Regions from separate parts of the Mus musculus genome. Here regions 1, 2, 4, 5, 6 and 7 are each linked to region 3. A link is a loop called in an ENCODE intact Hi-C map of the cell type or tissue named here. Cell type or tissue: heart. All regions are shown on one strand.

The links. Peaks named below come from ENCODE experiments on the same cell type or tissue, not always from the same donor. Only the 100,000 strongest peaks of a DNase experiment are listed, where the experiment ranks them.
Region 1: a loop joins it to region 3, with 4 times the contacts of the local background. A loop is called at or near these places in 13 of 42 quality-filtered maps.
Region 2: it touches region 3 in a loop (2.8-fold over the local background); 4 of 42 quality-filtered maps call a loop at or near these places.
Region 4: a loop joins it to region 3, with 6 times the contacts of the local background. A loop is called at or near these places in 11 of 42 quality-filtered maps.
Region 5: it touches region 3 in a loop (6-fold over the local background); 4 of 42 quality-filtered maps call a loop at or near these places.
Region 6: a loop joins it to region 3, with 9 times the contacts of the local background. A loop is called at or near these places in 41 of 42 quality-filtered maps.
Region 7: it touches region 3 in a loop (6-fold over the local background); 28 of 42 quality-filtered maps call a loop at or near these places.

Annotation. Positions count from the first base shown.
Region 1 is chr7:118,922,786-118,926,785 of GRCm38, reverse strand. All of the region lies in intron 7 of Iqck (IQ motif containing K), which reads right to left. Among named protein-coding and RNA genes, the nearest start is that of Gm39076, 60 kb to the left of the region's middle. In heart, no CTCF peak of the experiment used is centred here; no DNase peak of the experiment used is centred here.
Region 2 is chr7:118,593,740-118,597,739 of GRCm38, reverse strand. It overlaps Tmc5 (transmembrane channel-like gene family 5), which reads right to left and starts at 443. Exons shown (of 22, transcript NM_001105252.1): 1 at 196-443. B230311B06Rik (RIKEN cDNA B230311B06 gene) reads right to left here. Exons shown (of 2, transcript NR_169121.1): 2 at 902-1,315. In heart, a CTCF peak has its summit at 2,350 (motif pointing left); DNase peaks (open chromatin) are centred at 349 and 2,339; H3K4me3 peaks cover 1,563 bases; H3K27ac peaks cover 420 bases; H3K27me3 peaks cover 3,265 bases.
Region 3 is chr7:118,993,559-118,997,558 of GRCm38, reverse strand. It overlaps Gprc5b (G protein-coupled receptor, family C, group 5, member B), which reads left to right and starts at 2,348. Exons shown (of 4, transcript NM_022420.2): 1 at 2,348-2,519. In heart, CTCF peaks have their summits at 2,168 and 2,367; DNase peaks (open chromatin) are centred at 1,248, 2,318 and 3,308; H3K4me3 peaks cover 2,811 bases; H3K27ac peaks cover 1,676 bases; H3K27me3 peaks cover 986 bases.
Region 4 is chr7:118,878,582-118,882,581 of GRCm38, reverse strand. All of the region lies in intron 4 of Iqck (IQ motif containing K), which reads right to left. Among named protein-coding and RNA genes, the nearest start is that of Knop1, 25 kb to the right of the region's middle. In heart, CTCF peaks have their summits at 1,833 (motif pointing left) and 2,905; no DNase peak of the experiment used is centred here.
Region 5 is chr7:118,738,235-118,742,234 of GRCm38, reverse strand. It overlaps Vps35l (VPS35 endosomal protein sorting factor like), which reads right to left and starts at 1,964. Exons shown (of 31, transcript NM_027815.4): 1 at 1,460-1,964. The coding sequence starts at 1,560. In heart, a CTCF peak has its summit at 2,117 (motif pointing left); DNase peaks (open chromatin) are centred at 1,554 and 2,084; H3K4me3 peaks cover 2,121 bases; H3K27ac peaks cover 1,252 bases.
Region 6 is chr7:118,763,906-118,767,905 of GRCm38, reverse strand. Vps35l (VPS35 endosomal protein sorting factor like) reads right to left here. Exons shown (of 31, transcript NM_027815.4): 9 at 1,482-1,541. Among named protein-coding and RNA genes, the nearest start is that of Vps35l, 26 kb to the right of the region's middle. In heart, a CTCF peak has its summit at 1,670 (motif pointing left); DNase peaks (open chromatin) are centred at 1,558 and 3,785.
Region 7 is chr7:118,854,077-118,858,076 of GRCm38, reverse strand. It overlaps Knop1 (lysine rich nucleolar protein 1), which reads left to right and starts at 2,079. Exons shown (of 5, transcript NM_023197.3): 1 at 2,079-2,454. The coding sequence starts at 2,301. It overlaps Iqck (IQ motif containing K), which reads right to left and starts at 2,325. Exons shown (of 9, transcript NM_001374605.1): 1 at 2,116-2,325. The coding sequence starts at 2,302. In heart, no CTCF peak of the experiment used is centred here; a DNase peak (open chromatin) is centred at 2,316; H3K4me3 peaks cover 2,297 bases; H3K27ac peaks cover 1,685 bases.

The DNA of each region.
Region 1 (4,000 bases), 71 kb after region 3:
AGCCTGAGACCTGATCCCAGAGCAGGCCAAGGCCCCTATTTATAGTGCTGTGGCCTACTTCAGCCTGCTGAGTGGCCAGACATTGCCCCAAGAAGGAGGCCTGAATGGGGACCACGGCAACTGGGTGCCTTCTTTCTGGGGCACCAGAGTCCTGCTGGGCACAGGCAGAAGTTTCTAGCCTGATCAAAAGAATGTTTTGAAAAATAACAGGGTTTCTCAGGCAGGAAAAAAAAAAATCCAACAAAAAACAAAGAACAGAAACCAAGAACTTAAGGACTACCACCAAGAAACAAACAAGCGGGAATATATTCTTATAGGGGTAAATGGACTTTCAACAGAGCTACACCCTCACAGCTAACAGGAGAGGACTGGGGTGAGAGATGGGGATGCAAAGCGGGGGGGGGGGGGGGGGGCAGGAGCACAATTGTCGGTCCTGTTTTTCAGGAGTGGAAAGGGAAACCAAATAATTAAAATAATGACAAGGCTGGCAAGCCAAGAAGCAAACCTCTGTACCCAAGCTGTTCCTTCTGCGTTAAGAAGCAGATTCTCTTTGTGCTGGGAATGATAATGTTGTCCTCTAATCCCGATGCTTGGGAGGCATGGAAAGGAGGTCTGCAAGTTCAAGGCCAGCTTTGACCACATGCTGAGCACAGTCTCAAAAAATAAAACTACAGAGCTGGGGGGAGGGGCTCCCTAAAAGATCTATAAGCAGTCAGTGGTGGCTGGGGAGAGAAAAACATTTACTTCAGTAGTGTGGCCACTGGTAGGTAAGGTGTTTATGCTCCTGTAAGCAGCCCTTATGGAACTCACAGGATCACATGAGGGGGGTGGGGAGGGGAAAGTCTAAGGGGCAGAGGTGGGACAAGAAGAGGAATCAGATGGGAGGGGACAAGAGTGTGATGGGTCATGAGTGGGAGCAAAATACTTTATAAACATGTATTAAAATGTCATGGAGACAGCCGTTATATATATAACAATAATTATGTAACAGAAAACCATAGAGGTCACTTTGGATTCAAGAGGTCTGGAGTGGTGCTTAAGGCTCCCTGCCTTTCGACCAGTCCCAGGTAAAGACATCACTGGCAAAGACCACAAGCTGATATCAAGAACACAACAGCATCACATGGCTTCTCCCTTTCTCCCACAGAAATAATCGTGGGCACTATGAGGTGGTTGCTGCTGCTGTTGCTGCTGTTGTTCTTCTTATATGTTTTTCAAGACAGGGTTTTTCTTTGTGTGTGTGTGTAGCCCTGGCTGGCCTAGAACTCACTCTGTAGACCAGGCTGGCATCAAGTTCAAGAGATCTGCTTGCCTCCTGAGTGCTAGGATTAAAGGCATGTGTCACCACTGCCAAGATTCAAAGGTATTTCTGTAGAACTATAAGGGTCACACATACCTTCTGTGGTTTAATATGGGAAAGGTCTCTGTAGAAATATGGATCCTAGGAGGTGTGGGCTGGGAAGATGGCTCAAATGGTAAGAACCCCAGTTCCATTCGAAGCACTTATGCCCCCCATGCTGGAGAGGCAGAGACAAGAGGGTCTCTGAGTTTTCAGGGCAGCCAGTGTGAACTAGCCAGCCTAGCCTGTGTGGCTAGTTCCAGGTCAGTGAGAAATCATGTCTTAAAATACATGGTGGATGCTGCCTGGGAAATGACACTTGTGAAACAGGCCTCTACATGGATGCACATCACGACCATGTACACAGCACATATGCAAACCCTGGAGACCAGGGATTTGGGGAGCCACTGCATCTGGAGGCTGCCACTCTCCTCAAGAAGTCAGTGAGATTATGGGACCCCTTCCCCAAATCATAAAACCCCAAGTTCTGTCAGCCTATCGACAGTTGGTACTAGGGCTCTGTTCTTTGAATAATTCTTCATTACCTGGGTCACGTGTCCTGGCTCACTCACATAACCTACACTGACCTTCAAATACATCTAGCACCTTCCACCTCTTTGTGCTTCAAGCTTGCTTTGGGTCTCTGCTCAAACTACAGCCTCTCAGAATGGCCTCCTCAACCATCCTGTGACCTGCAGGAGTCACCTCCCTTGTTCTCTGGTCCTTTCATTTGCTCTCTTCTGTCTTGTGGTACTTATTTGCAGCAGGGTAACTACTCAGCAGGGTTATGATTGCCTCTTAGCTGTTAGGTTTGGCCTTGAGATGAGCCTAGGCCCTGAGAGCCTTGGTACCTTAGTCTTAATTACTAATGCTGCAATGGAGCACCATGACCAGAGCGAGTCGGGGAGGAAAGGGTTTATCTGGCTTTCACTTCCACACCACTGTTGATTATCGAAGGGAGTCTGGACAAGAAGTCAAGCAGTGCTGAGAACCTGGAAGCAGGAGCTGATGCAGAGGGCATGGAGGGATGCTGCTTACCAGCTTGCTCAGTCACCTTTCTTAATAAACCCAGGGTCACCAGCCCAAGGATGTCCCCACCCACAATGGGCTGGGCCCTCCCCTATTAATAACTAATTAAGAAAATGATTTATAGCTGATCTTAGGGAGACATTTAGCTCAATTGAGGTTCCTTCCTTTCAGATGATGCTAGCTTATATCAAGTTGACATAAAGCTAGCCAGATCACATGGTGCATGTTTTGTTCATCCGCTCTGAGGCTTGCAAACTCTGCTCTGAAAAGCACATGCCCCTGGCAAACTGCTGATCTCAGAAGGCTCTAGAACAAACCTGAATAGAACATAATCTCTAGAGCTTATGCTGCAGTCTAAATTCGTTGTAATCTGCCTGATTACCACACGTGTGAGATGAACCTCACACTGTAGGCTGGTGGGGTGGGGTGGGGCGGTTTATTAAGTGATATTATTTTGACAATAGTTGATAAATTTTTGGAGTGGGGAGGTCAGGGTGCTAATAGTGAAACCCATGGCATTGAGCATACTAGACATGTGCACTATCATTGAACTATACCCCAAGCATGCATCTCTACTGTATTTCGTGTGTGTGTGTATGAGTGTGTGTGTGTGTTTGTGTGTTCATGCACATATATGTGCACTTGTATACAGAGTCGAGTCGAGAGGACAACCTCCTGGGTTCTTGTTTTGATTTTTGTTTGTTTGGTTGGTTGGTTGGTTTTGGTTTTTCAAGACAGGGTTTCTCTGTGTAGCTCTGGCTGTCCTGGAACTTACTTTGTAGACCAGGCTGGCCTCGAACTCAGAAATCTGCCTGCCTCTGCCTCCCGAGTGCTGGGATTAAAGGCGTGCACCACCACGCCCGGCTTGATTTTTGTTTTATGTTTGTTTGCTTGCTTTTTGAGTCAGAATCTCTCCCTGTCTTGGAACTCATTCAAGCAGGATACAGAGGGTGACCAGAGAGAGAGCCCATCTATCTGTCTCCACTTCCTGAGTGCTAAGGTTACAAGTCGGGGTCTCACCAGCCCCAGCCCTTTTGCCACATGTTTTATGGATTGAGCGTAGATCCTCATGCATGCACAATAATGACTTTACTAAGCTATTACCCCAGCACCTTTCTCCCTTGTTAAAGTCAGGCTGTGTTGTGTCTTAGGCTGTCCTGGAACTCCCCAAGTAGCTGAGGATAACCTTCAAAGTGCTAGGATTCATGGCATGGCCCTTAACTCTCAGTAAGCCCCTGGTCTCACTCTTCCAAGTGCTGGGATTACAAGTATACACCACTACACAAGGTTCATTTCTTCATACTCTATTACCTACTTGTTTGCACTGATTGACAACCTAGTGCAAGAATGCAAGCAGGGATCTTGCCTTATTTCCCAAAGGACACGTAGTGTTTAAAGCACAGCTGCCTCCCTACTAAGGATGGTTATTAGTGAATGAAGCATCTAACTGTAGAGTCTGCTTGCTAAACTGCTCTGCTGTACCAGTTTCAATTAGTTGGAAAAATTAAATGTAGAGCAGCTTCAAATAACCTCAAAGCAATTATAAAATAAAAAACAATAGTCTTAAATAGGTATTCTAGGCATCACACAGCCAACTGGCCAGATAAGTGTGACTCACACAAAGCTGTTTCC
Region 2 (4,000 bases), 400 kb after region 3:
TTCTTAAGAAAGGAAATTGATCTTGAAGATATTCTCATGCAAATTGCAGTTTAGACAATCCTACCCCGTTTTTTGCTACCACAGAAGGCCAGCGCTGCTGTTGGGGTGCAGAGGCTGCCGGGGCCCTTAGCTCCTAGATCCGCCCGCCCCGCTCCCGCTCCCCCCTGCTCCCCGCCCCACTTTCACCCAATCCACCTGCGTAGCTCCTGCTTCCGTGCCACAGCCGCTACCCTCCGTGCAGGGCAACCGTCTCACCCGGGCGCAGCGCCTCTCTCACACTCACAGTGTGCTCCAGCTAGGACCTAGGACTGTGCGCAGGCTGCCGCGTGTCGTCCTAGTATCCAGGGGCCGGCTACAGTATTCTTAGCATCCAGCAGGTCCCTGAAGACGGTGGCTATAGACAACTACTGCTCGTTCCAGTGTACACACACTACTGTCTCCCATGAAAGCCCCACCCCTCCGCTCAGCAGAAGCCAGGGCCATGGAGTCCCCAGGGGATGCCGGAAGGCATTGGGGCTGGAGCGACTAGCTCCAAAAGCTTTGCCGGCCACACTGTGGGAATCTAAAGAAATGCAGAGTCACATGGAGATTCGGATCACCAGAATCAGACACAGAATCAGACACCACAGTGAGGAGCACCCTGCCACTCACCACTAGAGCGACACTGTCCATCCAATAACAAACCAAGTGGTCAGGGTGGTGACCCAGCCTGTCATCCCAGATCTTTCCAAGACAGTCCCTGTGACTTAGTGAAATCCTGCCTTTCAATAGGAAGGAAAACGTCAGCCAGACTGTTGGCCCAGGCTTGTAATCTGCACTTACGAGACTGAGGCAGGAGGATTGCTGAAAGTTTAAAGCAGCCAGAGCTACAGAGGGGAAATTTCATAACAAAACAGAGAGGTTTTTTTTTTAATTACATTTTATTTATTGGGGGTCCATGGGAACATGTATGGAGATCCAAGAACAACATGTAGGGGTCCATTCTTGTTTTCCGTCACGCTGTCAAGCACAGCAGCAAGCACCTTTACCTTCTAAGCTCTCACACGGGTCTCAAGTAGCTGGACCGGCCTTGAGCTCCTGATGTGCCAGGACTATAGGCATGCTTCACACCCAGCCTGTCTTGAACAAGAGATTCTGACACTGGGCAAGATGAGTCTGGTACAACAGCTTGAATGCTCCGAGTTGTACTCGCACAGGAAACAACCACAGACAGAAGCTTTGGGGCGCTGAGGGGGTGCTGAGGTGGCGTTCCCCAGATGAGGACGTTCCGGAGACAAGCCACATAGCGCCGTGGCTCTTCTCCGTTGAACTGCACCTGAAGGATGAGGATGATAAGTTGCAAGCCATTTGCTTTCCGTTACTGTTAAGAAATGTGTGTGTGTGTGTGTGTGTGTCTGCTTCAGTACCACCCAGCTGTCGTTCTGACTATTGCAGGGGGGACATGGTGTGTCAGGCACAGCAGGGTCCCTAAGGAAGCACTGTACCAGCAAACAGACTCTGTTGCCTGTTTATCTCAGAGGCTATTATTACCTAGTTCTGCGACCAAGAAGATCACGATATGGTTATAGACATAGTTCTTTAACATACACGCAAGACCGCTCAGTTGGATAAAGGGGTTTGAATCCACGCTTGCCTGACTTCTACCCACATGGTATAAAGGTGGAGGAATTTACTACCTACTAAAAATAGTTGTCTGACTTACACACACACACACACACACACACACACACACACACAGAGAGAGAGAGAGAGAGAGAGAGAGAGAGAGAGAGAGAGAGAAATAAGTTTAAAATGTAAGCACATTTGTCTTCATTGAGGCATTTTTTTAAAGGCCCACATGGCAAGGCAAGGCATGGTGGCTCATGCCTTTAATCCCAGCACTGAAGTGGGGGCAGGTGGACCTGTGAGTTTTAGGACAGCTTGTGCTACAAAAGGAGTTCCAGGCCAGTTGGGACCACATAGTAAAACACTTTTTAAAAATAATAAACAAACAAACAAAACCGGAATAAATGCCCCACCCAAATCTCTGCCCAAATATCCTCAGCTAGCCTGAAAAAGACCATAAAGCACTACTTGAAAGGTGGTGACTCTGGGACACTAAGGGATTTGACTTGGTGGGTTTTTTTTCCAGAAACTGTGACCGGTCCGTAGCAGCCGGAGATCAGGCTCCCAGAGACCTAGCAGAACCCTGGCCACCTTCGGAAACACTCATTATAACCAAGATTTAGTCTGCCCTCTCCTGGGAGGATGGTGTTTACCTCTGCAGAGTCGCGCGCGCGTGCCATCAATACAAACTTGGCAAAGTTCCCCAGCTGGCCTGACCGGTTCCCATGCCTGCTCTCTGGCTCCCTCTTGTGGCTACTTGCCTCTAGGGTGAGGCAGAAAAGGGAGGCTTCGTCAAGGAAAGACGACTAGGAAGGGATCTAGCCCAGTCTACGGAAGGGACTCACTGGTCAAAGAAGCTCAAATTAGGTGCCCACCTGGCACGTGATATCATGCACTCAATCATGTGACAGGATAACAGAGTGCTTGAGCTCTGGTCTCCCAGTCCGGTCCAGAAAACATAGTCATAGCGTGTCTTAAGTTTAAAGACACGGAAATCTAGACACGGGGAGGTAATTCAGACAGAGACAAAGGGAACTTATGTAACATTGCCCTACAGAGCCAGTTCTGGGTCTGCTTGACCTCAGGGCCACACGACCTACATTGCTTCTGTGCCATGCTGGCTGGCGTGACTGGGTCCATCAGAGAACCGTAAGAATCCCACACGCAGACTCCAAGACGAACCTGAAAGCACCAGACAGCCCCGTTTATTTAATGCTAGCACAGCATGCCTTTAATTAAGACAAGCGTCTTTAAATCAGAGGGGCTCAGTGAGTAAGAGCACTTGCTGCAATCATGGGGACATGAGTTCAAATCCCCAGCACTAAGCCACGGGTGGCTGCACTCACACTGTAACCCCATTCTGGGGTGAGGGTTGTGGGGCATGGGCTAGAAAGAGGAAAACACTTAGGGTTTACTGGTGGCCGGATGAGTTCAAGGTTCAGCGAGAGACATTTGCCTTCCTTCTACCTGTGGGAAGCTGAGTCTGGTGCTCACAGCTGCATTCCCGAGCTGGCCTAGGGACTCCCCAGGCTACTTCTGGCCGTCTTCTCGAGGTAGGAGCCGAGATTACAGACTGAGCCCAATTTTACGTGGATGCTGAGGGTCCAACCTCGGATGCTCAGGCTTCTGCAGCAAGTGCGTCACCCACTGAGCCATCCCTCCCCAGTCCCCTATGGCAGCTCTTCAGTACTCTCTCAGCTTTGTGTGCTGGGAAATCCCAAGGACCTTCCTGCTCGCACTAATAGCCAGCACCAACAGAGGAAAGCAGAGGAGGTCGGCTGTGAACCATCAGTTCCATGTTACTCTACTTTAGTCCAGTTGTCCCCTCCTCCTCCCTTGCTTCAGCCAACCCCGACTCTTGTTGTTTCCTTGCCCCACCCCCCAGGGTTGGGGGTGGAACTCAGGACCTCCTGTTTACTATGCAAGAGCTTTACAGAGCTTCCCACCTCACCCCTGCCCCTGCCCCGCCCCCACTCCAGCTATTGATATCTTTGAAGCACCCAGGCAATTTGCTTCACAGGAATGTTCCAGAAGCTGTATTTGTTCCTCTTCACTGAACAGATGTCCCTTCCCAGCTGGAGACTGTGTGAACGATATATTTTTTTCTATATAAAGCACCCAATTTGGGAGGAGGGGTGGTCTTCTGTTACAGCAACTGTTGGCAGAATAGGGCTGGAGGGGAGATTAGCATATGAAAGAAGCCAGTTGGCGGAAGGCCTGGGAACTCCTCCCTCACCAGGGCTATGAGGAACAAACCAAGCTCACCCAAGGCACTCTCCCGAGAGGAGAGGCCTTAGAGACTCACCACACTCCCAGGTGGGGGTCCATCAGCACCTCTACTTTTTTCTCACCCTGGTCCAATTATTTGTTCTGGGACTTACGAACCTAGAAAGCT
Region 3 (4,000 bases):
CCCAACCACCCCCTTAGACTTCTAGAAACACACACACACACACACACACACACCTGCTTTCCAAGCCTTTGTTTGTCACACTCGGGATACAGACAATTCCATAAATGCCATGAATAAAGTCAGGGATGGATAGCCGTGAGCAGCACACCCATCTGGGAGATAATCCCCTTGTTTGCAGAGGAAAGAGCATGCTCAAAGGCCCGGCACAAGATAGCCATTCTTACATGGGAATTTAATTATCCTTTTGTTCAACAAATACTTGGAGAGACATGCCCTCCTCATGGGCAGGAGATGGGATGAACATGGGACAAGGACAAATGTGACCCATGGATCCCCCAAACCCTGAGACAAGTCTAACTGGCCTCTATGTAACTAAGGATGACTTTAAATTTCAGACCCTCCTGCTTCTGTCTCCTGGGAGCTGAGATTAGAGCTGTACGCTGTCACACATGGTTTATGAAGAGTTGGGGATCAAACCCATTGCTTTCTTGCACGACTAGGCAAGGACTCTGCTATCAAGATATAGCTCCCAACCCCCAAGGCATGTTTTTGAACATAAGATGCACTGTGCATTTATAACCGCTAGCAACAACATTTAGTTGCACAATGGTAGTAGTCTATGGGAAAGTGCTCAAGGGTTGAATAGAACCAATTGGATGGTACTGAGTTCCAGTCTGGTGGGAGACACCAATGGACAACGTCCCACAGACTGTGTGTCACTGGAAAGCCCCCAGCCCTTATCATTTTTGAGGTGACAAGTTGAACCAGGGAAAATACTTGGTTTGGGAGTTTATTTGTTTGGTCAGCCTGACCTAGGTTGAGCGTGTGAGCACATGAGTTAGTGACTCGCTAGAGAGATGTCACCCTTGGGAGATCCCAGTGTCCCCAGAGCAGTTCTTTCCAAGCCTGCACACCCAGCCATCTCTCTAGGGACTTGAAACTTCTCTGTGATGCTCTGACTCTGTAAATGGCAGTAGTTAGACCTCTGGGACATGGAGCCAGGTGTTTCTCACCCAACACTGAACGGAACTTTCAAAGGCCAGATGCCTGTGCGGAGAACTTTACAATGTATTCCAGGTGTACACCAGTGGTCACATATTAAAACAGTCTGGGTTACACAGTTGAGGTCCTGAAGACCAGGAAGGCAAACGTTTAAAAGCTGTCGGTGTCAATTCCACAAACTACCACCAGGGGACAGTGCACATCCACGTTCCAGTTCTTCGGTCTGACCAGTACTAGCTTGGGAAGACCTTGTCCTGCAAAACATTTAACAAACGCCTACTGTGTACCAAGCCCTGTTTCTGGCGCCGGGACAATGTCGCTAACATGGGGAAGGGCTGTGTCATAGGAGCACGTCCCTTACATGTGTCCTTAAAATATACATATGTGTGTGTGTGTGTGTGTGTGTGTGTGTGTGTGTGTGTGTGTGTGTGTATTCACAGAGACGCATAGCCAAGCTCTATGTGGCCTGACCCTGGAGAAAACTAACTTGAAGAAAGAGAGAAAAGGACTTTCAGGGACTAAGAAAAGGTAAGGAACAACCCGAGACTGACAGCTCGCTGCAGGGGATGCCGAAGCGCAGTCTCCCTAAGCCTAGCCTAGATGATGCTGACCTCAGACAGCCAGGTGAGCGATGTCCCAGACTCCTCCAGCATGTATGTCCGATGCCTGCCCTGTGGTCACTGGAGGTATCTGTGCCCTGAGCGTCAGTGCAGCGCACAGCCAGAATCTGGTCTCTCTAGGTATGTGTGCCCAAGAGAGTGGCGGGTGTGTGCCTATGTGAATGATGTGTAAGAGATGGTGGTGATCTTGTACACGGACCATCGTGAGGAGGTCACCTCGGTGATGGTCACGTTTGGGATAGCCAAAGATATCGGTGCTGGGTTCAGTGTGCTTAAAGAGGAAAGGACGGGCTGGAGCAGGGTGGAAGAGGGCAGGGAATGTGCTCATCGGGGACCTTCCTAAGTGCATCACAGCGAGGCTTTGGTGACTTTAGAACGCATGCAGTAGAACCTTGTCCAAGACCTGCTGCCGGTGTGTGAGGGGAGTGCCCCTCTAGGATCCTCGTAGGAATATTGCGTCCTATGTGGCTGAGGATGTTTCTACAGATCAATCTGAGCAACTGTGCGTCTGGACTCTTAATAGGGAGGAGGAGATGTCCTCGAATTTGGGGCACCAGGAGTTTTGGGTGAGAAAGCCGTCTTAGCGCTCCGAGCAAGCCAGGAAGGCGCCTGGGGATGCGAGCAAGCTGTGGCTCTGGTCCTGGTGGTGAGCAGAGCTGCAGACCCGGCAGGGGCGGGGCTTGCTGGGGCGGGGCCTAACGGAGAGGCGGGGCCGCGGCTGCTGCAGCGCGGGCCGGGCCAGGGGGCGCCTCGCGCGGCCGCAGCTCGGAAGGGCGATGCAGTGAGGCGGGCTCGGCTGGCGGGCGTGCGCGGAGCGGGGGCCGCGGGCGCGCTGCAGAGATGTGACTTGGGCCCAGGGCCAGCAGGAGCGTCGGCGCTGCGGGGACGCGAGGGTCGGTGAGTACCAGCCAGCGCGGGCACGGGGAGGGCGCCGTAGGGACCCCAGAAACTTTTCCCGCCGTGATTTTGGAAAGATCCGGAGCGGATCCTGGCTCGTGCTTTTTCTGTTCTCCCTTCTCCCCCTCCTCCTCCTCCTTGGGGTACATCTGCAGAAGCCGTGGGGTTCGAGTGAGGGGTGCCACAGTGCGGCGGGAGAGGAGCCGCATTGGACCGACCGAGGGCAGTGGTTTGGGGACCTTTATCTGGTGGGGGAATCCACGAACTAAGGCTCTGACTATGGTCCGGGGTGAGGACAGACTACAAGCGTCTGGGAATAAAGGGGAATCTGGCCCTGTGCTAGTGACCCCTGTGAGGGACGTCGCCTGCAGGTTCCAGGGGGCCTGGCGGTTGGTGGGGTGCGAGGACAGCCAGGGTGCTGGTCCTGAACTAAGCACTACATGGCCTGAGGCAGGGGCCGGCCTTTGGAGACCTGAAATCTCACCTGCCGCAGGGTCTGGGGAACCCAGCTTGCAGCCCGCAGTGGCCACGCACTCTTGGAAAAAGGCGCGAGAGGGTGGGCACCACAGGGAGGGAATCTGAAGCTGGGGGACAAATAGTGGGCTGGCAATCTAGGGGCGGCTGCTTATGGTGAAGCGGAAGAATTTCTATCCCAGGCGAGGGCACTTGGGCCTCTGAGGAAAGCAGCCAGGCTAGGGGTAAGGACTACCCAGTGCAACGTCCCCTCTTCCTAGGGGACTGGGGCTCGAAGCCCCAAAGGACCCCACACATTTCATGGACCTGGTGGGAGAGATGAGCACAGATGAGGATCCAGCACCCCTCCTTGGCCGGCGGTAGCTGATTAAACAGTTTTGGATCGGCCCACCGACCTTGCTCCAGAGGACGCCCCCAGATCAGAGTGTTCATCCCCCTGTTCTAGCTCGGCCTAGCCAGTTACCCCCTTCTTCTTCTGTTCGCCAAGGGGGCGGCTCTTTGGAAGAGGGACAAAGGCCCCGGGAGTGTGGCGGGCACCATCGTCCCTGCCTGGGGCCCCCAAGCACACGCGCCGCATCGGCCGCCGGACTGCGCCGGGGTGGGGGCACCTGAGCAGCGTCCAGAAAGCTCCGGGGGTCCCCACAAAGACAAGAGGATGCAGAAGAGGCTAAGCACACCCCGTAGACAAAGCACTTGAGAACGTTATTTCCTAAGTTTCTTTGGTGGGCACTCAGAGCTTTGGGAATAACCGCACTTGGAGTTAAACTGCATGCAAATTACATGTAAATAGAATGCAAATTGGCATCTGTTGGTTGGAAACCCTCCTCTGGGCTAGTTTTCTATCTGGGCTGTGAACACTGTTTCCCTGATCCTCTCGCTTCTAAGTCTAAAAAGGGTCAGCTGGGTCGCAAGAGGGGAAGATGGGATGGGAAGGAGTTAAAGTTTGGGGCCCAGGCAGCCAAGAAGAGGGCTTTCTTTATAAAGATAGACTCTAATGTTTACTGGGT
Region 4 (4,000 bases), 110 kb after region 3:
CAGTGCCTCTAACTGCCTGGTTATTTCTCCTTCTCCTTCAATTTTATCTCTTTGAGGTGCATGAGTGTTTGCATGTGTGTGTGTGTGTGTGTGTGTGTGTGTGTGTGTATGTGTGTGTGTGTGTGTGTATGTGTATGTGTGTGTGTATGTGTGTGTGTATGTGTGTGTATGTGTGTGTGTGTGTGTGTGTGTGTGTGCAAGTAGCTTGACAGCTTCATGTGTCACTCCTGCCCAGGTGGCTTCCCTCTTGTTTTTGAGGCAGGGTCTCTCCGAGGACATGACTTCATGCCTGGATTTTACATAGGTGTTGGGGATCCAACACTGGTCCTCATGCTTACTCAGCAAATATTTTCTTGGCTGTGGTATCTCAGCAGTCCCTCTACTTCCAAAGGCTACTACAGCAATAGGTAAAACAAAGGGGAGAGTCTCCCCTGTGATGATACAGGAATTTGATGTCACATTGATTTACAGTCTACCTCAGCAGAGCTGCATGCTAATGAAAACCACTGGCCTGACTGGGTGTAGAGTAGCAAGGTAGGGGAGAGCATAGAAGTGCCTCAGTATGAAAGCACAAGGCCCATGTGGCAAGACTCACTGTTCCCTACAAGGCAACGCAGAGATGATCCACTGCACCTTATGTGGGTGGAAGAGATGACACTCCTGCCCCCCCCCATGCCCCAGGACCACAGAAGATGGCTGACTTAGGAGGTTTGGCTTTACTGAGCAGCCATGCAAGCTGAGAGCCAAGAGCAGAACAGCTCAGGATCCAGCAGGTGCTTGATGAAGACAGAGAACCTTCTGGAGATCAGTGAGGTATTGCTGTGTCTTAGCTAGGGCTTTACTGCTGGGAACAGACACCATAACCAAGGCAACTCTTATAAAGGGCAACATATAATTGGGGCTGACTTACAGGATCAGAGGTTCAGTCTATTATCATCAAGGTGGGAGCATGACAGCACTCAGGCAGGCATGGCACAGGAGGAGCTGAGAGTTCTATGTCTTCATCTGAAGGCTGCTAGCAGAATACTGGCTTCCAGGCAGCTAGGATAAGGGTCTTATAGCCCACACTAGCAGTAATATACCTACTCCAACAGGGCCACATCTTCTAATCATGACACTCCCTGGGCCAAGCATATACAAACCATCACAGCTTGACAGGTATAATGAGACCCTCTTTTTCTTTTCCCATGAAGTTATCAAATAAATAAGAGTTGGTTCTCCCTGCCCCCATCCCTCCTTGGACTAGGACCCAGTTCTGAGTCACACCCAGAACCTGAAACAAGAGGGAGGTCACATGTAAGATGCACGGGACACTAAGTTAATAGGGAGTTGATATTTATTGAGCTCTCTGCAGGTTTGGGTCTGCACTGAACACTGCACGGTTTGCCTTGTCTCATCGTCAGAATCCCTTGGGCAGCACTGAGATTGTCCTCAGTTCACACACATGGAAACTGTGGTAACTTGGAAGACTAAAGCCACTGGGTTCCTAGAGGTTCACTTCAGGGTCTATGAGACAGATCAGTCCCAGAAGCTATGGTGCTTTTACCCCCTTTGGTGCTGGGGTTTGAACCCCAGGGCCTTGTACATGCTCAGCAAAAGCTGTGCTATTGACCTGTACTCTCAGCCCTTTTTAAATTTCTTTTTTGAGACATCTTCATCCCAAGCAGACAAGACCAGTCCTCACCTTATCCTAAGATGTGAAGCACCCACCATACCTGTTAGAGGTAGACTTGAAAACTATGGAACTCTGACACCAGAGAATTGCTCTTCATCAAGGCCTGATTGACTGACTATTAATTACTGTTAGGGGAGCAGGCTGGGCCATCTGCTGGTCACTAAGCTAACCCACTCCTGACTGAAACTCGAGAACAAATGTCTTGCTCCCTCACCTGTCTAGGACTTCTCTCTGGGCAATAAGTCCAACCGAATGGCCTTCCAAAAAGGTGCTGGCCAGGGACATAGTAACAACTGTGCATCTTTGACATCCAACTGTGTTGTATGCACTTGTGGAGGACCAGCTCTGTGCTCACCGTGGGCTGGGTACAGTATTACTAAACATTGAGAAGTATAAAACTAAGATAGGGAATCTGTCCTTGGGACACTTAAAATAGCTGGGGAAGCAGGCATGTATAAAATTAAATGTATGTGGGTTAAGAATGTCTTAATTAATGCTCACTGAATTTACCATAGAATGAGGAACAGATGATTCCCCGAGATCTGAGAGCTGGGATCAGTTGCCTCTCCTTTGGCCTCCAGGGAACTGGGAGCCTGGGAGATGTGCCCCACAGCTGAGTTTGGAAAACAAGTAGCACTTAAATATGCAGAAGAGATGAGCACAAGGAGTGCTTTCTAAAATAAGGAGGAGCAAATGCACAGAGGCCCTGAAGCGGGGAGGCTGGTACTGGGTGGGGGTCTGTTTAGCTTGGGGGGGCGGTAATTGCCTAGGAAAGAGAGCCAGCGATGGAGGGAAGGGAGAAAGGAAGGCAGACTGGAGAGTGCCTTGAGAGCCAGGCTGGGGGCTCTTGGCTTCATCATGTGGATGTGCCGTTGTTAAATGGTATGGTAGCCCATGTGTCCAAGGTGGACCCTGTGATGGTGCTATTGGGAGAGCAGGGTCTAATGGGAAGTCCGGTCATTGGGTATGTCATCAAAGGGGACTGTGGAGCTCTAATACTCTCTCTCTCTCTCTCTCCCTCTCTCTCTCCCTCTCTCTCTCACTTGTGGTGTGAGTGGTTTCACTCTGCCATCTGCTGCCACTATGCTGTGCTGCGTGGCACAAAACAACAGTGAGCTGACTGTGCATGGGAACCTCTACCACTGAACCAAAAACTAACTCACCCTTCCTCTTTACTGGTTGATTGTCTCAGGCATTTTACTAGAGAGGCATTGTGCTTAGCATAGCTAAGGCATTGTGCTATGCCGACTCCTACCAGTAGGGCAGGGAATACCACTCAGTTGGTAGAGCACAGCCTAGCATACATAAAACTCTGGCTTTTAGCTTAAAATCAGACATGGTAGCACAGTGGTCACTTCCATCTCCATGAGAGCAGCTGAAACCACCCACAGGATGACCTCAAGGTCAGGCTTGTTGCTTCTTCACAGAAGGAGGGGTTGGGAAGGGTCATCAGACCTTCACATGAGATCCCAGCCACTCCTTCCAATACCTTTCCCTTCGAAGCTGCAGGTACTAATATATATAATGTGTGGAGGGTTAACTGAAAGGGAGACACTGTCTATACAGCTATGGGGAAGTTGCCATCCATGTTGGGGTGACATGTTGCAGTGATGTGGCTGCTTTGGGGTCACACACACTTCTGTTAGTAACTCCTTATCCATATTTTGTACGTAAACTCAATAAACATTGATTGGCCAAGCTGGACTTTGGTGAAATCATTACATTGGATGATCATTGGTTCCCTATCTGGGGTAAGCAGAGTGTTTGTGTGTTGCCCTAGGGCAAGTTCACAAAACAGTGAGGGGCATTCGGAAGTCTAGATTTCAAACTTGTGAGGGAAAGAGCCCTCTGAACCATCCTGTGAGAAGCAGAGAAGAGGAGGCCTGACAGGCTCTGTGCAGGCTGTGACAGGATCAGTCAGTGGACTTCAGTCATTCCAGCGCAGTAATAAATGTGTTTACTGAGCACCTGATGCGTATCAGACATCCCCCAGGGAAGTTAGCACAGAGGCTGGAGGTAGTGGCACAGAATTTTCATACCAGCTGAGGAGATGAGGCAGGAAGATCAGGAGTTAAAGACAGGACTTTGAAGATAGCCTGAGGTACATAAGATCCTGTTTAAAAAATAAACAAGCAAACAAAATAAAACAAAAAGCAACAACAAAATATAACAACCCACCCTAAAACCACCAAACCTAAACCAACCAATCAAAAATTAGCAAAACATGGAGGAAGGAAAGGCCAGAGGAGCAGGCTCAATTCAGAGGCAAGTAGGAAGTAAACACGATGTACTGCTAGCTGTAATTGTCAACTTGACACAAGCCAG
Region 5 (4,000 bases), 260 kb after region 3:
GCCTCACCACCACCACCACCACCATCACTAAACACACTCAACCTTACTATCTCAACAGTTGCCAAAAATCAGACTTTTTCACTAATAAAGATATAGGTACCTCCCATTCGTACACCCCAGAACAGTTTGTCCTGGTTACACTGGCTGATTCCCACTACTTTCCCTCATTTAGGGAAAGAGCAAACTCCAAGATCCAAGTCCCTAGAATTCACATGGCAGGCTGCACGACTTTAGGTCAACTCGCATCCCATGGTCTCAAATGAAAAGCGGACTTGGTTAACTAAGTTAGCTAAGAGGCTAACGCTGACCACTAAGCACGTCCCTTGAGAAATGCGCTCTCTGGAGCAGAGGCACACTTCCCCTGGGCCTCATCAGCTCCCTCATGCATCGACAGGAACAATCACCGGGAAGAAGACGGACACAATTCTGTCTCTCTCATTAAAGAACACGAAGTCAGTGGGTAAAACTGAAAGATGGGCGTGCACTCCCACACACTTGCTCAAGAGAGACGGCTACAGAGACCATAGGCACGAGCAGAGCTGGGGTCTCAGCAGTATGGAAAACGAAAACATCCAAGGTTAAGCCAGCACAAGCAGGTGAAGCCAACCCACGGTGTGATACGGCACCACGCTGACGTGCTGTGTCCTTAAGTGGTCACTTAAGAGTCTGCAGGGTGGAGTGAATTAAAGTGTCCGGCCAAAAAGCCAGAGGGTTGATGTTGGTTATGTTCAAGGCCTAGCGCTACAAATTTCTTTCATGCTCAAACGCAGAAATTTTGCCCCTGAGATGCAAGGTCTCCAACGTCCAACCACATTATCATCCGCTTATCCTATGTGGGTTCTTTATCGACACAAATCACCTGTGACAACCTAAAGGTCACCTCACTTCTAAGCACAAAAAGGCCCGTATGCCAGTCACTTGGGTACACACTATTCCTTCCTGCTTGGTGAGCTCGTATGCATCCTGCAAGACCCAGTTGAAGGCTCTTCTCTGCAGTCTACCCAAGCCGCCAGGGGAGTTGACTGACTGCCCCCTCTCTCCTTTGGGCGTGTCCTCTCTCTAATACGTTCTACTACGTTGAACAACGAGGTAAAGAAGCGTGTCTGGGGACCCTACATAGAGTAGGGTGAATGGTCCCACTTTACAGATGAGAAAGTCTAAGGAGCTCAAGGAACAAGCGACCAGGTCTCCCAGGTGCAGACTCCGGGCGAATTCATCCCCTTCCCCAGAACTCCCAGGCGTGCCAACGTCTCCCAAGGAGGCGGAAGCCTTGGATGGAGTCCGTCTGAGTGAAGGAGCTGCGGAACAGAGGAGAGGAGCAGAGTACTGACAGCGGTTCTGCTCTTCCGTAGTCCTGACAGCCCGGGCGGGGACGGAGGCCACCGATCCCAACAAGGAGGACTGCCCACCCCCACTGAGAGGAGCCCTCCCCGAAGCCTACTAGCGGGTTTTTCCTTACCAGGGAAAGACAGCCATCTTCCCAGTCACATGATCGCCTGTTTTCCGCGTCCAGCCCCTTTTCTCACATCCAGGGAAGCTCGGCCCCGCCCCAGACGCCATGATTGTGAAGGGCAGCTTCCGCTCTGAAGATCCCGGGCTCCGTCATCCGCCATGATTGTGAGGGGCAACTTCCTCCGGATTCCGATCCTCCGCAGTTGTATCGGGCAATGGCCCGGCAAAACCCAAGCTCCGTCATCGGCCTTGATTTTATTTTTTCTTTTTATTTTGTTAATAGAAATCCATTTACGTCTGCCTCCGAATGATGGGATTAAAGGCCTGCATCACCACGCCTTGCTTAAATCCCATTCGTATTATGTAAATATGTGCACGGAGGTCAGTGGATAACGGACAGGTGTTGGTCCTTTCTTCGCTTGGCACTAGATGCCATTACCTTCTGAGCCATCCCATTCACACACACACACACACACACACACACACACACGATGCCATTACCTTCTGAGCCATCCCATTCACACACACACACACACACACACACACACACACACACACACACACACACACACACACCGCCCCCCAGTCTTGTAAGGGGTAAGACGCCACTGGCTGCTTGGCCCGCCTGCGCCCTCTAGTGACAAAAAGGAGTGCACACACCCATCCCTGCTGAGGGCCAGACACAAGTGATTATGAAGTGAATTCTGTTTGGTGTGGGTTCTCTTCATGCTTCGTAAGGATGAACACTTTGGGCATTTTCCCCCCACTACTGACAATCTACGTCCGAATACGGGCAAGCAAGTTCTGTTCTTGACCACAGAACTTTGGCGCTCCTGTTTTAAGCCCCACCCCACCCCACCCCCATGGATAAATTATGATAGGGTGACTGCACTCAATGCACTTTGCCCACTCCCTTCTCAATAGAAACTTCTGGAGTATCTATCATTAATCACTTGTTTTTGGAAAACTGATGCTCAAAGCTGGTGAGTGTCAAACTCTAACTCAAATAAGAATGGATTAAGACTGGGAAATTAGCAGACTGTCTATTCATACCATCCTGGTTCTACTCCCAAGTGCATTTCCTTATGGAAAGAGCAGCATCCTCTTATGCGTTCTGGAAAAGGCAACGGAATATACTTTAACTAGGACTGACATTTTCAGAGTCCCAGTTTCTTCCTCTGTGAAACTGAGCTAACTGCTAAGGTGACAGGAGGTTATAAAATCCCTGTCTCCGGGGCAAACCTCAGATGCTGTAGTTAGTGAGGCAGGCAAGACAGGCTGCTCTTGGTTGGCCTTTGCTCTCAGAGCCTTTCTCTCTGTAGCGCTGACCCTGGTCTATAACAGAGCAGGGCATCTACTGTAAATGGGCATGCCACTTGCCTGGGGACTGTAAAACAGTGGCTCTGGGATAGTTGTGTGTACAATTCTAGGGGACACTGCTGTTGGTGGTTCCTTTGAAAGAATGGTAGCAGTTTGGGTGGTAAGAAGCAACTATGAGGCACTAAAGGCAGGGGACCAATTGTCCTTCGTACATTCGTCAAACCCATCCCATCTTATGTATAAAATAGATGATGGGGAACTATCATAAAACAGGCTACATTTCTGGAAAGGATAGATAACTAAAGGGTTCTTCTTACCACATGCTAAGACCATGGTTTTGTGGCATCTCTGTCAGTGTCCCTAAAGAACTGTAAAATCTGGGCTGGAGAAATGCGTTATCTGGTAAGCACTTGCTGTTCTTCCAGAAAACCCAGATTTGATTTCTAGAACCCAAACTCACAACCATCTGTATCTCCAGTCCCAGGGGATCTGATGCCCTCTTCTGGCCTACAGAGGTACATGTGGTATAGAGACACACATACAGGCAAAATATTTATATACATCAAATAACTAAGTCTAAAAAAAAGAATCTTTTAAAGAAACTGGAGAAGGGCCATGGAAAAACACTGAATATAGAGAGCAGTTTTAAATGGAAACATTTTGTTCCTTTGCTTACATTGTTGTTGAAAATGGTTTTACTTTGTAGTCCTGGCTGGCCTGGAGGTATTGGTCCTCTGCCTTAGCCTGGTAGGTGCTAGGGTTGTTGGCATGGGACACTGCACTCAGCTTCTAATTGTGTGTGTGTGGCATGTGCACATGTCTGATTGTCCATGTATGAGCATATGGAGGCCAGAGGTCAATAGCTAGTATTTTCCTTTATTACTCTCCAACTTACGTTTTGAGACAGCACACCTTTCTCCCCCTCTCCCCCTCCCTCCCTCCCCTCCTCCTTCTTCCTCTCTCTCTCTCTCTCTCTCTCTCTCTCTCTCTCTCTCTCGTTCTCTCCCTCTCTCTCTTGTTCTCTCCCTCTCTCTGGCTTTCTGTCTGTCTCCTTGAATTTGAAGCTGTGAATGGCTGGCCAGCAAGCCTGTCAACGCTATCCCCACACAGAGGTATTTGGGTTGCAGGTGCACACCTTTTGCCATTTTGACACAGGCACTAGGGATCTAGAAAGTCTTCATGCTTGCACAGCAAGCGCTTTGTCCAGATGGCTCCCCAAATCCAATTT
Region 6 (4,000 bases), 230 kb after region 3:
ACGTGCAGAGGCCCAGTCCATCTGGAGCACCAGCTTAACCTGGGACCAGTCTGAAAAGTTATTAGTGGCTTATATGGCTTTGGATGTGCAGTAAGTCTTATAATCCCGTGTCTTTTGTCATTTCTCATTTCTTTTTTGCTTTCTTTCCCCTTTCTGCAGTGTTGGAGATGTTCTATAAGCACTCTACCACTGAGCTGGACCCTCAGCCCTTGGGGGTTTACAGACAGGATTTCACGACGGAGCCCAAACTAACTTTGCACTCACAATCCTTCTGTCTCCGTCTCCTGGGTGCTGGTATAGGCTGAATTCCAGGCATGTTCCTCCACACCGAGCTACCTAGTGTCTTTTCTTTTTATACTCCGAACTCATTTCAGTTTGCCAGCCACATCTCAAGTACTCAAGAGCAACACGGGGCTGGTGGCCACTGGACCAGACAGTGCAGGCACAGCTGTGACCCTTCTGCACTGGGCCTACCCTTCTATGGCGAGACCAGGTAGCTCCAAGGGCTAAAGGGCTCATATAGACCTAAAGCTGTGTACAGCTGTTTCCTTCTGAGAGATGTTTGTATCAAAGTTTTAAGGAGATGGGTGGATAAATGGGCAGGTGAGTAGATGGATGGTCAGTGCGAAGACAGATGGGGGTGGAGCAGGGGGGTCAGGAGGGCAGGTAAACAGATGTGGGGGAGAGATAGATAGAGGATGGCTGAGAGGGTAGATGGATGATATCTGGGTGGATGGACAAGGAGGGCCAGGGAAGGGAAAGAGGAGGAGGGGGGAGAGAGAAGGGAGTGGGGCAGGGAAGAAGGAAGGGAAAAGGTTAAACTATGGGTCACTGCCACTATCACTGTCTCCTTGTCCCTGGGCAAGAACCGCTGCCAGGACCAGGATGAGGGACGAAATGACAGCCCAGGCAGCCGCTGCAGCTTGTGTGAGCTGAACAGGGCAAAGGAAAGGAAGCCGTAGCTGAAGATGCTGCATCTGAACACATCGTCACAATTGCTCCTGTGACAACACAAGTCCATCATCCACCTGTCCCATTAGAACCTCCTGGGAATTTAAAATTGATTGGCAATGAATTTAACGCCAACATCATTTATGTATAGGCTGAGGAGCTGGGGCATCTGCTACTATTGATTTATCGGACATCCCTTCATACATACGCAGTTTTTACTTAAGCAATTTGCTTCTTGGAGAGAAAGGCCCATATGAAACAGGAGCGTGGCTCTGAGCAGCAGCAGAGAAGTTGACCTGTAGCCAGGTCTCACTCCACCCTCTCCCCTTTTCCTGCATTCTAATGACTTGCCTGCTTGCAAACCTTCTGATGGCTCCGGACGACAGAGACAACCAGACTTCAAACACGTTTCTTTCAACACATTGAATTAAAAACCTTATCCATTTTCAATAAATCCCGACTTGATTAAAACCGTCTAACGGCGGTTCTGAGCAGGCTGGTGCCAGCAAGCCCAGGAAGCATGACATTACCTGGCAAGGCACTGCGGCTGTCCACACACATCGAGGAGATGCGCTCATAGACCAGCTTTCCTAGGACAAGAAGACATATGGTGTTGACGTCACACACCACAGGAGCAAACACTAAATAAATGTTACTAATTAGAAGCAGGAAAATGGCACCTGGCAGCAGGCATTCACTCGTGAGTGTATGCTGCCACCTAGTGGCACACACTTTTAGCCTTGGTTTGTTTGTTTTTTTTTTTTCCTGCAAAGAGGAAGCTGATTTTCACACGAATTCACGGGGTTTACCTAGGTAGTTAGGTTAAAAATAATTACAGAATGTTGTAGCCCTCAAGATTCGGGTCAGATATTCATTCTCTGATCTCACTGACTTGACTTCTGACCACCGGCCACTTATTTACATCTGCTGGCCTAAGCTGGGCATGGCTGGAGCTGAATCCAGTGTAGGGCACTTTCTGTGAAGTGTGGGGACACCTCGCTGCTCTGGCCTGAGTTCCAGGTTCTTTTTCTCTTCTCACTCAGGTGCTGATCGCCTCTGGCAGGGTGGTAGCTGGGAACGCACAGGCCTGGGCCCGTCTTGGAGCTTTGAAAGTCAAAGATTTGGGGAATGTGACTAGAATGTGAACTTTGGACCACATTGCTGCAAATCCTTGTGCGTGCTCAGGTGTGGAAGACACTAATTATCCGAGTATCTAGAAATGGTGGCCAGTGTCTGCTAGACCAATACTTCTCAGGCCAGCATGCGGCAGAGCCCTGGAGCCCCTGGAGCCCCAAAGATCACCATCTAGTGTGATGTCTCTGTCTATCCCAGGGGCTCCCGCAGAAGTGGTCTGGGTGCAGCCAAGATATGTCAGAGATGTCAGTGTACAGCCAAACTGAGAAGCCCAGCTTAGAACCTCACCCTATACACACACACACACACACACACACACACCCTGCAGACTCTGGAAGCCTCACGGAATGTGCTCCAATGCCAGTGCCCAGGCCCACTGCCTCTTTTCCTTCCTATGTTTTTCTAACCCAGGATCACAAGGGTGAAGAGAGAGAGGGAGACATTTCCTCTCTGCCACAGGGACACAATGGACAGAGGCACTGCTTGTCCCTGAGCACGCTGAGGAACAGCACACCGAGGGAGGGACTCTTACAAACTCCTTTACTTCCTATACAAAAGCCTGCCACCTCTCTAGAAACAGTCTTCAGGAAATACACCTCGCACTGTAAGCAGCTGCTAACTATGTCATTTCTGGCCAAATAACTTGTTTTTCTTTTGTTCGGGTGGTAGACACTGTCTGGGGAAATAACCATCTTGGCTAGAGTTCATTCTGCATGCGTGTGCGTGTGGAGGGACGGATGCCTGCATTGCGCATGTCCATGAGCAAAGATGAAGGTCAGGGGAGAATGTTGGGTCTCCTCTGTGACTCTCTGCCTTTATTCTTTTGTGTTGGGACTCTCATCAGACCTGGAGCTAGGCTGGAAGCCACCATGCCCCAGTGACCTTTCTGCCTGTGCCTCCCACAGCCAGCTCCGCCCATCCCTCACGTAGCTCCTGAGGATGTGAGCACGGGTCCTCACGCTTTCTCGGAAACCTCTCGCTCCATGAGCTGCCTCCCCAAGCCTTGGTTCTTTTCCTGACTAGTTTCTCACACATCGAAGACACCGTGACTGAAAACCACAGCGGTGACAGTGAACACGCTCTGAGCATGAGCTCTGTGCCCAGCACTACCCACGATTATTTACCATGTCCTGCCAGCAGCATTTAGGAAAGAAAACTGTTCTGTGTTCCTTACATGTCCGTTCAGGTAGTTCTCTCCAGAAAGTCTGTAACTTTAATTTTTTTTTTCTCAAAACCTATTTTAAATGATGGTTCTTAAACACTTTAACCTCTCTGCTAGCCCACCACCAACCAGAGGTGGTGGAAAAGAAAAGATACAGGGGAAGTGGACCTGTTTAGAAAAGTTCTTTAGAGCAGCTCCCATCTGTGTTGTCTGGAAATCGGCAGTTCAGTTCACAGGTTAGCAGCGGCAGCTCGATCCACTTGCAAACACTTCACAGATACACCAGCAGCACAGTAGAGTCAGGATAGCAAACAGGAATCGGCAGTGGTGGCACCACCTAGCAGGGACAGGCAGGCCCCAGCCTCAGCAGGAGTCAGCAGCAGGAGGGATTTGCACCAGCAGGGACATCAGAAGTTCTCAGCTGTGCCTCTCTCAGGAAAGCCGAGATCAGCAAAGATGCAAGATCAACAAGCGTTGCGCAGCTAGCCCTACCAGCAAGCCAACTCAGCCTTCGTCACTGTCCATTGAGTTCCGTTTATTCTCCCTCCAAACATCACGTGTCCTCCATGGGTCTTGCCTCAGCACATACGTCTGTCTCAGCTGACATCACTCTGCCAATCAGCCATGAATCTGAGGACGCAACAAAAAACTGCAGCACGCCACCAGGTTTTTGGTGTGTTTCTCTATGGAGTCCGGACAAATGGAACTCAAGAACACGTGTAAGGTGGACCAGTACATGAGTGTCATTAGCGA
Region 7 (4,000 bases), 140 kb after region 3:
AACTTGACACAGGCCAGAGTTATCTGAGGAAGTCTCCACTGGTGGACCGCTTCAAACCTACTGACCTGTGTGGGCATCTCTGTGAGCATTTTCTTGATTGTTCACTAATGTGGGCAATACAAGCCCTGGGAAGGTGGCCCTGGGTTATGTAAGAAAAGCTGGCTTAGTAATAGCCAGGGGAGCCAGCCAGTAACTAGTATTCTTCTGAGGTCAGTGCTTCAGGTTCCTGCTTTGAGTTCCTGTCTTGGTGTTCTTCAACAATGGACTAGAACCTGTAAACTGAAATAAACCCTTTCCTCCCCAAGTTGCCTTTGGTCAGTGTTATCACAGCAACAGAAAAATAACTAGGACAGTCATCTAGGTTGAAGTCACAGTGGCCTTGTATAAAATAGGTCATCTCTACCCCCATTGCTCAACAGCTATTATTTTGTAAGTGACATCAATTCCCTTGCTTTTCAGAGAGCACTAAAACCCTTTGTCCTTGCTTTTATCCAGGTATAACACACCCCACAGAAACTGATTCCACAAGAAAAGACAAAAAAAAGTATCAATATTTATGACCATGTATTGAGCCTTTCAAAGTCCAGAGCATCTTCTCATTATCTCACTTGGTTCCCACTACAGCCCTGTGAGGTAGGAATTATCCCCCTCAAAGAGCACCTTCCCCAGTACTACTTGTGATATTACCAATTTGACGGGGCAGCAACACTGCTGTGGGCTAGTGGTCCTGGACTGAATAAAAGGAAGGAAGTGAGTTGAGCCCCAGAATCCATCTCTGTTTCTTAGTTGTGGATGCAAACGGGACCGGCTGCCAGGAGCCCCCACTGGGATGATGTACCATATCCTCAAACTGTGAGCCCAAATAAGTCTCTGAGTTGCTTTTGTCAGATATTTTTCACAGCAATAAGAAAAGTATCAAACTATACAATAAACTGTACTATGAAGATCTATTGGCTTGGAAAAGTGAATCCTCTGGGTGAAAGACAGTAAGTATATAGACACCTGAATATTGCTGCAGATAGTTCCTCGGGTAAGGACCCTAAGGGTAGAACTTACAAGAACATCAGGGTGAAACCTTTTCTCTAAAGCAAAGGTTACAGGGAAGGAGTAATGCAAGCCCTGTGGTCTGGGAGGACTGACTGACTCTTCTCTTCTTCCTCTGAACTCACCACTTCTTCCAAGTCACCATTTTTCCCTCTATACACTGACAAATTCACTGTTTCCATTCACGAAACATTTACTGACCTGGAACTATTCCATAAATATTGCTATTTAAATTTATCAAAATTAAGTAAAATAAGAAATTTGGTTCTTCTAGTCTGCCAGTCCCAAATTACACCCCAAACCCATTTAACAGCACAGATTATTGAACGTTCTATTAGTGTTGTATTGGACAGCCAATGCCACAAGAATGAAAATCTTTCAGTAGCTGGAAGGCTGAGGCAGGAGGATACTCAGCTGGAAGCCAGTCTGTAGTCCAAAAAGGCGAGAGAAAAGGGAGAAGGGATAGACAGCGGACTTATTATGAATGAATCTGTGTCTCTTGCCTTTGAGATCTGGAGGCTTTGGAATGAAGGAAAACTAACACTCTTCCTGTAACCTAGGATCTGTGACTACGTGGTTCTACCTCCTAACACCACGACATAGGTACCATTGTTATGCCCGCTGTACGACTATTACAAGACCCCATGACCAAGGTTCGTGGGCTACAAAGGAACAAGTGATCTAGCCTGCTTGTGGGGCTTCAGAAAGGCTTTGGGGCAAGTGGAGATCAAAATCTATTTGTCCACACCAAAATACTTCCTGAGTATCACCGGAGCCTGTCTACAGAGTTCATTCATTCCCTGCTTCCTCGGGCGATCTGCGGGCGGTCCGGGTCTCTACCCTGAAGCTTCACACTACGCAACTCTCTGACCGGGTTTCCTTCTGCGAGCCTGTTGCCTGAGGTCGCACCGGAATCCAAGACATACGCCAACCTCTTTCTCCGCGTGTGGGCCTAAGGCTCGGCTCCTCCGCCCGCGCGCGTCACCCGCCTGGCGCACAGAGGCTTGGAACGCGCGTCCCGGCGGGTCCCGCCCGCGTCCCGCCCGGCCCGACCAGCGGCGGGGCGCCTACCCTCGCAGATCTGATCCCATAGGCTCTTCCCCGGCGGCTCGACGACCTGCGGGGGTGACACGAGCACTTCGGGAGACCCGGGCGACACTGCGGGCACCGGCGTGCGCGTAGTGATCGGCGAATCCGCGGAGCCGCTCGCCTCCTCACGCAGCACGCTGCGGCTGGATACAAGTCTCGGCGCCGCCATGGACGCGGTTTCTACAGCAACCCAGGGCACCGGGAGGCCGCGACCCGGAAGGAGAAGGATTTCGAGGGGGCGGGCCAGAAAGTCGAAGCTGACTTCCGGATCGCGGCTGCGCGGCTGCTCACGCGGGGACGCTTGGCCTGCTAGCGAACCAGGTGAGTGCGGGTGGTTTGTGCGGGGCCCCGAGGAAGGTGCTGCACGCTGGGGGAGAGGAAAACAAAGATAAGTCACCCCCAACTCGCCTGCAGCCCTCGGTTTCTCTCCAAGCCGTCCCGCCTTGGAGTAGGCATGGGGATGATCCTGGCTAGCAAGCAGCCTGCGGTTGGTGAGGGCAGCACACGCTCCTCTGGCTCGAGTCCGTGTTTTGCACCTTGTTGACTTTGAGACCTAGTGAGTTACAGTCTCCGAGGCCTGTGAGGCTTATTGGTCACACTAACCCTATCCACTGCTGCCGCGGGAATTTAAGAGTGCCTTCACACTGGGCATAGTGGCCCACGTCTATAACCCCGGCACGCGGGATGCAGATCAGCCCTAGCGACGTAGTCAAACTTTGTCTCAAAAACAAGGCGCTTTTGAAGAAAGCTTGTGTTTGCAGGTGATGCAGTGTAGGTTCGGTTCCACTTCTCGCGAGTGAAGTACAGTTAAAGGGATGGAAAAGAGTATGTTGCTGTTGGCTGAGTGGCAAAACAAAGAAGTGGGTTAAGCTGACGCCTGGGACCTTTTTGTCCGGGTTATTTTTCGTGATCACTGGCCCTAATCCTGTAGAATCATCATGGTCTTACTTGATACTGGCCTGTCGGGACTTGTATCTTTCTCTCCTTTGTGAGTCCCCTTCCTATGTCCTCTAAAAGTCAGTATGTCTTGAGGCCCAGTTATGTTTTCTTGTTAATTATCATCCCTGAAGTCCTGTTTATGTCGTCTCTGTTGGCGAGAGTGACTTCCTTGCCTCAGCCCTACAGTACACATGCTGAGTGAGTTATATCAAGGCAGCTGTTTCATCCAGCTGCCCAGTCACCCTCCACTTCTGCCTCAAGGGTTGACTCTACCATCCTATTGGTCAAACTGGAAAACCATGTTCAATATTATGGAGTTGAGAAAAATGCCACCATAATATTGGTGTATAAGATTATACATGTCTGTGGGGGCATCTTCTTTCTTTCTTTCTTTCTTTCTTTTTTTTTTTTTTTTGGTTTATCTGTATAGCTCTGGCTGTCCTGGAACTCACTTTGTAGACCAGGCTGGCCTTGAACTCAGAAATCTGCCTGCCTCTGGCTCCGGAGTGCTGGGATTAAAGGTGTGCGCCTAAAGCAAGGTGAGAGTGGACTTGATATGGCTCAAGTCTGGCCTAGATCTTTGAAGCTGCCCAGAGCAAGCTGAATCCTTTGTGGAGCATGTTAGCGCCGAAGCCAAGGAGAGGTGCAGGATAGAGAAGCTCCTGGACCCTTAATTTCCACCTCTTTCCTTAGAAGCCTCCCATGTTTTGTCTCTAGTCCACAGAGTAGCAAGAAGCATACTGGTGATCATAGTGAAAGCCATGTATTGAATCCCCGGCCACTTGTCGTAAGTGCTTCTGTTTTTCCCGAGGAAAGCCAGGTAATGAAGGTTTCCATGTGTTATGGCCACATGTTAATTCCTAGCAGTCACTTTGAAACTGAAGACAGTGCTTGCAGCTGTCTTGTAGACTGAGATAGCCCAACTTGT